2 separate regions of the Homo sapiens genome follow, and region 2 is linked to region 1. Evidence: read pairs that join two places in POLR2A ChIA-PET (ENCODE). Cell type or tissue: B cell. All regions are shown on one strand. Each heading gives the region's core, and the rest is flanking DNA. Links, peaks and the distances in the headings are about the cores only. Region 1 has its middle 9.4 kb from the start of SNHG20. Region 2 overlaps MGAT5B (alpha-1,6-mannosylglycoprotein 6-beta-N-acetylglucosaminyltransferase B).

Region 1 (4,388 bases), core at 161-4,160:
GAATTTTTCTGGGCAAGTATCTTTGCTTACATGTGTAAAGGTATAAAAACTACCATTTGGGCGGGGCACGGTGGCTCATGATTGTGATCCCAGCACTTTGGGAGGCTGAGGCAGGCGGGTCACCTGTGGTCAGGAGTTCAAGACCAGCCTGGCCAACATGGTGAAACCCTGTCTCTACAAAAATACAAAAATTAGCTGGGCGTGATGGCAGGTGCCTGTAGTCCCAGCTACTCAGGAGGTTGAGGCAGGAGAATCATTTGAACCCGGGAGGCGGAACTTGCAGTGAGCTGAGATTGAGCCACTGCACTCCAGCCTGGGTGACAGAGTGAGACTCTGTCTCAAAAAATAAAAAAAACCCACAGTGAATTGGGTGCTGATGAAGTGACCTGGGTAATCCATGCTGGTGACCCATGGGGCGAGGCTCTCCAGAAACATTTATTGAGCACCTCCTCTTTCCCTGACCCTGGACCAGGTGCAGTGAATACAGACGTCACAAGACCTAACCAGCAGGATGAAGTGCAGGTTCCCAGGACCCTAGCGTAGCTGGGGAGACAGTACTGTGTGATAGAGCCACAGCCAGGTGGGGTACCGGGCACGGAGGGTTAAGGAGGAAGGGGCATGGCTCTCCCTGGAGGGAAGCCAAATGGTACTTTTCAAAAAGTTGCAAACATGGCTTTCAACTATAAAATAAACGTGTAAATAATTTCATTCAACTTGTGAATTAATGAGGGAACCAATGAGATGTGGAGAGCAGTTGAAAACAGAATTTGAAAATCAGCCATATACAGATGCAGTTAGGAATGCTAGGATGGATTTGCTAATAGATACCAAGTGGGTCAGTGTCCTACGGGGCAATAAAATGTAATGTTTACAGTCATCTTTTCTATGGGACGGACACCAACTGTATCTCTGTGGGACAAAATCCATTTACATTGTTATGGACAATCATTATTTCCATTTTCTACCATTTAATGTCTCCCCTATCAGAGAATTAAAAAAGCCTGGTCAGGCTGGGTGCAGTGGCTCATGCCTGTAATTCTAACACTATGGGAGGCCAAGGCAGGCAGATCACCTGAAGTCAGGAGTTTGAGACCAGCCTGGCCAAAATGGCGAAACCCCGTCTCTACTAAAGATACAAAAATTAGCCGGGCGTGGTGGCACATGCCTGTAATCCCAGCTACTCGGGAGGCTGAGGCAGGAGACTCTCTTGAACCCAGGAAATGGAGGTTGCAGTGAGCCGAGATGGTGCCAATGCACTCCAGCCTGGGCGACAGAGCGAGACTCCATCTCTAAATAAATAAATAAATAAATAAAACAGCCTGGTCAACAGAAAGACAGCAAACAGAGTCCTGTGTAAACAGGCAATCCCTGAAACCCGGCCCTGAACCCCATGGGAAGCATGCCCAGAATCCCTCTTGTCCATCTCCAAGTCTTGGACAATTTCTCCTGACCGGGGACTATCCCAGTCTGTTCACACATCTGCAGGACCATGTAGGGCACCTCTAATCTAGCACACTGGAATCACCCAGGGAGCTTCGAAACATCCTGCTCCCCAAGCCACACCCACACCCATAAAATCAGAATGTCAGTACTTGGTACCCGGCTTCGGTATCTTTTTTTTTTTTTTTTTTTCCTTGAGACAGAGTCTCACTCCGTTACCCAAGCTGGAGTGCAGTGGCACAATTCCGGCTCACTGCAACCTCCACCTCCTGGATTCAAGCGATTCTCCTGCCTTAGCCTCCTGAGTAGCTAGGATTACAGGTGCCTGCCACCATGGCCAGCTAATTTTTGTATTTTTAGTAGAGACAGGGTTTCACTATGTTGGCCAGGCTGGTCTCGAACTCCTGACTTCAAGTGATCCTCCCAAACTGCTGAGATTACAGGTGTCAGCCACCACACCCAGCTGGCTTCAGTTATTTTCAAGCTCCCAGATGATTCTGATGTGCAAACAACGTTGAGAACCACAGCTCTGAGGACATCCAAGCAGGAACTCCAGGCTGTCCTCTACCCTCCTCCCCAGCCTTCCCACCTCTCCCTCCTCCTCGAAAGGCTTCCTTTGTGTCTTAGGGGGTAGTCACTGCAGCCTCTTCGGGCTCCTGAAACGTCCCTGCTATTTTGCAGAAGTGACTGATGGGGCAGCCCAAGGGCAGCTTTGAAACCCCCTTTTGAGTCCCAGGAGATAGCATCTTGTGATTTGCTCCACAACACGGAAGGAACCCACAGCTTGAGAGCAACAAATGAGAAGAAATCTATCATCCTCAGAAAATTGGCTCCTGGCTGTCCCGCCGAGTGACAGTAATCACAGAGGCCTCTTAAAGTGCCCGGCTAAATAAATAGTTTTAATAGTAACGAACCAGCTGCCAGCCTGAAAGCTTGTAATCATGATGCAGGTGGGCTCTGGGGCTGCCTGTATGTGCCCGCCAGCCCCTTTTGCAAGAGCATAAATCCAGGCACCATAAGGAGACACTTAAGCTCCCAGCTGGATCTTTGTACAGAAAGTATAACCGAAGATGTCTGCTTTCAGCTGCCCAGGTGAGTTTGCAGCCTGGGGAGAGCTGCAATCACAAAACTCCCCAGGCCTCCTAGTCTCACCCAAAGAGCAGCCCCAGGGAAATGGTCTGGGAGGATAGGACTGGCCATTACTGGAATTGGCCAGATATCCTGGCAGCCAAACCCCTGAGCAACCTGTAATCCCAGCACCTTGGGAGGCTGAGGCAGGAGGATCGCCTGAGCTCAGGAGTTTGAGACCAGCCTGGGCAACATAGCAAGACCCCATCTTAAAACACACACACACACACAGACAAACACACAACCTGAGTAAGTTGTTGGGCCAGAAGCCAGGGGGTGGCAGTTGGGAGTTGGGAGGAATGTGTTACAGGTAGAAAGGAATGGCCAGCTTGGAGAAATGGCCACTGGGATGACTTTGAGGACATCATTGATTCCAGCAGACCATAGGGAGCAATCAGGGATTTGGAAGCTTAAAATCTTTTTTTTTTCTTTTTTTTTTTTGAGATGGAGTCTCGCTCTGTCACCCAGGCTGGAGTGCAGTGGCGCGATCTCGGCTTACTGCAAGCTCCGCCTCCCAGGTTCACGCCATTCTCCTGCCTCAGCCTCCCGAGTAGCTGGGACTACAGGCCCCCGCCGCCACGCCCAGCTAATTTTTTGTATTTTTACTAGAGACAGGGTTTCACCGTGTTAGTCAGGATGGTCTCGATCTCCTGACCTCGTGACCTGCCCGGCTCGGCCTCCCAAAGTGCTGGGATTACAGGCCTGAGCCACCGCGCCTGGCCTGGAAGCTTAAAATATTGACCATATTTCTTGTTTCCTGGGTGGCCTCAAGCAAGTCACTTAGTCTTTCTGAGCCTTTAAAACATGGCCAGGTGCAGTGGCTCACACCTGTAATCCCAGCACTTTGGGAGGCTGAGGTGGGAGGATCACCTGAGGTCAGGAGTTCTAGACCATCCTGGCCAACATGGTGAAACCCCGTCTCTACTCAAAACACAAAAATTAGCTGGGCGTGGTGGCATGCACCTGTAATCCCATTCACTTGGGAGGCTGAGGCAGGAGAGTTGCTTGAGCCCAGGAGGCGGAGGTTGCAGTGAGCTGAGATCGCACCATTGCACTCCAGCCTGGCAACACAGCGAGACTCTGTCTCAAAAATAAAACAAAAACAAAACAAACAAAAAAAAACATAAGCACAGGGTGCGCGCAGTGGCTCATGCCTGTAATCCTAGCACTTTGGGAGGCCAAGGTGGGTGGATTGTGTGAGCTCAGGAGTTCCAGACCAGCCTGGCCAACATGGTGAAACCCCTCCTTTACTAAAATACAAAAAAAAAAAAAAAAATTAGCCAGGTGTGGCAGTGTGCGCCTCCCGAGTAGGCTGAGGCAGGAGAATCACTTGAACCTGGGAGGCGGGAGGCGGAGGTTGCAGTGAGCCGAGATCACACCACTGCACTCCAGCCTGGGTGACAGAGCAAGACTCTGTCTCAAATAAAAATAAAAATAAAAAATAACAAACTAAAACATAAGCACAACAATACCTCATCCCTAGGGTTGCTTTGAAGTTAAATGACATACTGCACAGGAAAATAACTAGCACAAAGCCAGATACCTGGCCAGCCGAGGCGATCATGCCAATTTCCTCCCTCCCTTCCTTCCTTTATATCCCAAGATTTCAAGGATTGGGCTTGGGGAGACAAAAGCTCCTAGCTCTGCGCCATCCACTGTGGCAGCCATGAGCCCCATGTGGCTACTAAGCCCCTGACCTGCGGTCAGCGTGAATTGAGAGGTGTCATAAGCAGGAACCACACACCAATTTCTGACTTAATACAGAAAAGAAAGTAAAATTGGTCTAACAGTTTTTATATGATTACATGTTATGATCATAT
Region 2 (4,388 bases), core at 160-4,159, 140 kb before region 1:
TTTTCTCTAGGGTGGAATTCCTCTGAGTTCTAATTCCAAATATGGAGCTTCCATCAGAGGTCCCCCTCCTTCAGTGAAAGAAGGGATGGGCAGATAAGATGGATGAATGAGAGGATGGATGGATAGATGGATGAGTCGATGGGTGGATGGGTGAGTGGAGGGATGTGTGAGAGGGATGGATGGATGAATGGGTGGGTGGATGAGTGGATGGGTGGATGTTTGAGAGGGATGGATGGGTGAATGGATGGATGGGTGGGTGGACGCATAGAGTTATGGGCAGGTGGACAAATGGATGGATGGATGGATGCATGGATGGTGGGTGCATGGATGGATGGTGGGTGCATGGATGGATGGTGGGTAGATGGATGGATAGGATGGATGGGATGGGTGAGAGAGAGAGATGGATGAATGGACTACAGAGAGCTCCACAGCTCCTCAGAGGAGCTTAGAGGTCATTAGGGGTTCAGCAGATGCCAAGTGGCACCACGTGAATCCATTTAAATGTTGGTCCCCATAGGGTTCCTTTGGAAAGAAAACAGTTTCATGGCTAAAAGTAATCCTGAAGCCTCTGCTCTAGTCCAATCTCTGCCATTCATAGGTTTTCAGGGCCAGAGAGGGGCGGGGCCTTTCCCAGTGTCCCACAGCCAGTTAATGGCCAACCTGAGACTGGGTCCACATCTTCTGACTTCCAGACCAAAGGGATCTCCTCCATGGACTTTGCCTTCTGTGGTTTGCATGTGGTTCCCATCTCCTCCTCTTCTTTTTCCAGGGGAAGGAGAAGTTCCTGGGCATCCTGAACAAATACATGGAGATCCATGGCACCGTGTACTACGAGAGCCAGCGGCCCCCCGAGGTGCCAGCCTTTGTGAAGAACCACGGCCTCTTACCGCAGCCTGAGTTTCAGCAGCTGCTGCGCAAGGCCAAAGTGAGCTCCCATCCCCCGCACCATTCTCACACTTGCCGGCTGCAGACACTGAGGTCACCACCCATGCCTGCCACCACCACTCAGGCCCCTTCCACATATGGACATACCCCAGCATGCTCTGCTGCCCTGAGCCCCACATCTGGCCAGAGCCCAGGGGCAGAGATGTGGGTGCCCACCAGGCAGGAGAGGTCCTATAGAGAAAGGGACCTGGGCAGGGCCAGCAGAGCAGCAGAGCCGTGGCTCAGTGATGGGGAAGTAGAGTTGGACTGCCCATCCTCCCCCTTGCAGTACCAGTCCAGCCAAATGGACTCCTGGGTCAGGCCTAGCTTTTGGAGACACTGAGCTGGGGGGTGGTTGGGTGGGTGGAGAGAAGGGTCCTGGCTAGAGTGCCATTGAGCCACTAGTCCTGAGTGACTGCTTCAGGGGTCCCTGAGCTGTACTGCTGGAGCAGCAGTTGACACAGTGGGCAAAACCCTGACTGGACCCTGGAGTATCAGCTGAGGCTGGAGAGTCTCCAGCCAGCTTCTAGGCACCCCCTCACCCTCTTTTTTATGAGACAGGGTCTTGCTCTGTCACCCACGCTGGAGTGCAGTGGTGCAATCAGGGCCCACTGCAACCTTATATTCCTAGGCTCACACAGTCCCCTCACCTCCACCTCCCGAGTAGCTGGGACTATTGGCATACACCACCACACCTGGCTAATTTTTAAATTTTTTGTAGAGATGGTGTCTTCCTACATTGCCCAGGCTGGTGTCAATCTCCTGGGCTTAAGCGATCCTACCACCTCGGCCTCTCAAAGTGCTGGGATTACAGATGTGAGCCACTGCACCTGGCCCCAGGCCCTCTCTTGATCTCACCATAGCTTGTTTCCCAAGGCATCTTGGGGGTGTGTGTGTGTGTGTGTGTGTGTGTGTGTGTGTGTGTGTGTGTGTTGGGGGCAGTGGAGATGCTTGCATGCAGTGAATAACCTGAACAACCTCACAGAACAGCCCTGGATTCAGAATCATTTATTAAGTGCCTTTGAGGCCAGCCCTGTGCACTCCTAGCACAAGTTACTTAAAAAATAATAATTTTGGCCAGGTGCGGTGGCTCACACCTGTAATCCCAACACTTTGGGAGGCCGAGGTGGGCGGATCACGAGGTTAGGATATCGAGACCATCCTGGCCAACATGGTGAAACCCTGTCTCTACTAAAATACAAACAAACAAACAAACAAAAAATCAGCTGGGTGTGGTGGCGGGCGCCTGTAGTCCTGGCTACTCAGGAGGGTGAGACAGGGGAATTGCTTGAACCCGGGAGGCAGAGGTTGCAGTGAGATGAGATGGTGCCACCGCACTCCAGCCTGGTGACAGAGCAAGACTCCGTCTCAAAATTTTTTTTCAACTTTTATTTTAGGTTTAAGGGGTACATATGCAGGCTTGGTACCTGGGTATATTGCATAATGCTGAGGTTTGTGATATGAAGGATCTTGTCACCCAGGTAGTGAGGATAGTACCCAGTAGTTAATTCTTCCGTCTTTACCCCCTTCCTCCTCCCCACTCTGGGAGTCCCCAGGTGTCTGTTGTTGCCATCTTTATGCCCATAAGTACCCAATGTTCAGCTCCCACTTATAAGTGAGAATATGCGGTATTTGGTTTCTGTTCCAGCTTTAATTCACTTAGGATATTGGCCTCCTGCTGTATCCATATTGCTGAAAAGGACATGATTTTGTTTTTTTTTATGTCTGCGTAGTATCTTATGGTGTCTATGTACCATACTTTCTTTATCCAAGCCACCGTTAATGGGCACCTCCGTTGGTTCCATGTCTTTGCTGTTGTAAATAGCCTCACACAAGTTAGATGCTGAATAAATGTTTTTGGGATGAGTGAGTGAGGTTCCTGGAGGTCTCTTGCAGGTGCGGGCCTGCAGCTTTCTTGGCCTGAAACCCTTGTTCTTTTCTTCCTCCCTCCACAATCATAAATCATAGCCTGATAGAGCAAGAAGAGACCATTGATAATACCTAATTAGACCCCCTTATTTCACAAATGGGGAAACTGAGGCCCAGAGAGGGGAAGTGCTTGCCCGTGGCACAAGATGTTCTGGGCTGGCTTTTCCAGCCCTGTTATAGCTCACATAACAGGCTGAGCAAAAATAATCGCTCCAGGCCCAGCTGCCTCCTGTGAATATCCCGAAGCCTCACCTTGTCCCCGGCATCCTGGTGCTTACTGGGCTGTGGCGGCCCAGCCCTCCCTGATCACTGCGCCCCTTGACTCTGCAGCTCTTCATCGGGTTTGGCTTCCCCTACGAGGGCCCCGCCCCCCTGGAGGCCATCGCCAATGGTTGCATCTTCCTGCAGTCCCGCTTCAGCCCGCCCCACAGCTCCCTCAACCACGAGTTCTTCCGAGGCAAGCCCACCTCCAGAGAGGTGAGTGGAAAGCATCCTGGTCCCCGATCAGGAGGGGCCGGGACAGAGACCCCTGCAGGTCCTGGAAGAGGCAGACTGAGATGTGGGGCAAAAGGAGATAGGACAAGTGTATGGGGTACCTTTCTTTGTCCCTGTCCCACTGGCAGGCACGGGGGGCATCTGCAATCTCTGTACCCTTGCCAGGTGTTCTCCCAGCATCCCTACGCGGAGAACTTCATCGGCAAGCCCCACGTGTGGACAGTCGACTACAACAACTCAGAGGAGTTTGAAGCAGCCATCAAGGCCATTATGAGAACTCAGGTGAGAGCAGCCACATACAGTTGAGACCCCCCACTAGTCCACACTGCTGGTCTTCACTCTGATTAGAAAACGGTGCCCCCCTCTGGGTGAGTTCAGACTTGCAGGCCTGGGTTGGCAAAGGTGTCCATCCCTCCCCTGGTCAGACACAGCCCTGAGCCAGGGCATGTGGATTGGAGAATGGAATGGGGGATCCCATTCATCTACTCAGGTGTGATGTGTGGGGAATGCCTTTGTGCAGTGAGCAACCTGCACAACCTTACATGGCAGCCCTGGATCTCAAATTGTTTATGGAGCACTTTTGAGGGCCAGGTGCTAACTGAATGTTTTCACGATGGATGTGTGGAGGTTCTTGAAACTGCTGCAGGTGTGGCTTTGCAGCCTTTACACAGCACATTTCAAAATATAATGTGCATACAGAGCGTCTGTTAATGCGGGGCAACGCTTCGAGTAGCAAGGGGGCAGAACACCCTGGGTCTCCAGCGAACGTGGGTGCTGGTGTGTGTAGGTGCACATGTGTGGGCTGGGTGAGAGTGAGGAGGGGCTTGTGCCTGATGCTCATCTCCGCAGTGGACATGTTTGTGGCTTTTGATCGTGCCTTGTGCTTGGCTGGTTCCTTCATTCTGGGGAGGCTCAGACCTGGTGAACGAGAGAGCCTCCTCTCACTATGGTTCTCCTGGATCCCCTTCTTGCTATAGCTCAGATGATAGGCTGAGCAAAAATAATTGCTCCAGGCCGGGAATGGTGGCTCCCGCCTGTAA

Evidence for each region. ChIA-PET counts read pairs that join two places held together with the same protein. Peaks named below come from ENCODE experiments on the same cell type or tissue, not always from the same donor. Only the 100,000 strongest peaks of a DNase experiment are listed, where the experiment ranks them.
Region 2: POLR2A ChIA-PET joins it to region 1 with 7 read pairs; 4 of 35 experiments call an interaction of 5 or more read pairs at or near these places.

Annotation. Positions count from the first base shown.
Region 1 is chr17:77,077,093-77,081,480 of GRCh38, forward strand. No RefSeq gene overlaps it. Among named protein-coding and RNA genes, the nearest start is that of SNHG20, 9.4 kb to the right of the region's middle. In B cell, for the core only: no CTCF peak of the experiment used is centred there; a DNase peak (open chromatin) is centred at 2,159.
Region 2 is chr17:76,937,219-76,941,606 of GRCh38, forward strand. It overlaps MGAT5B (alpha-1,6-mannosylglycoprotein 6-beta-N-acetylglucosaminyltransferase B), which reads left to right. Exons shown (of 18, transcript NM_001199172.2): 13 at 770-925; 14 at 3,184-3,330; 15 at 3,514-3,630. Among named protein-coding and RNA genes, the nearest start is that of MGAT5B, 71 kb to the left of the region's middle. RefSeq lists enhancers at 464-1,006, 3,314-3,872. In B cell, for the core only: no CTCF peak of the experiment used is centred there; no DNase peak of the experiment used is centred there; H3K27me3 peaks cover 319 bases.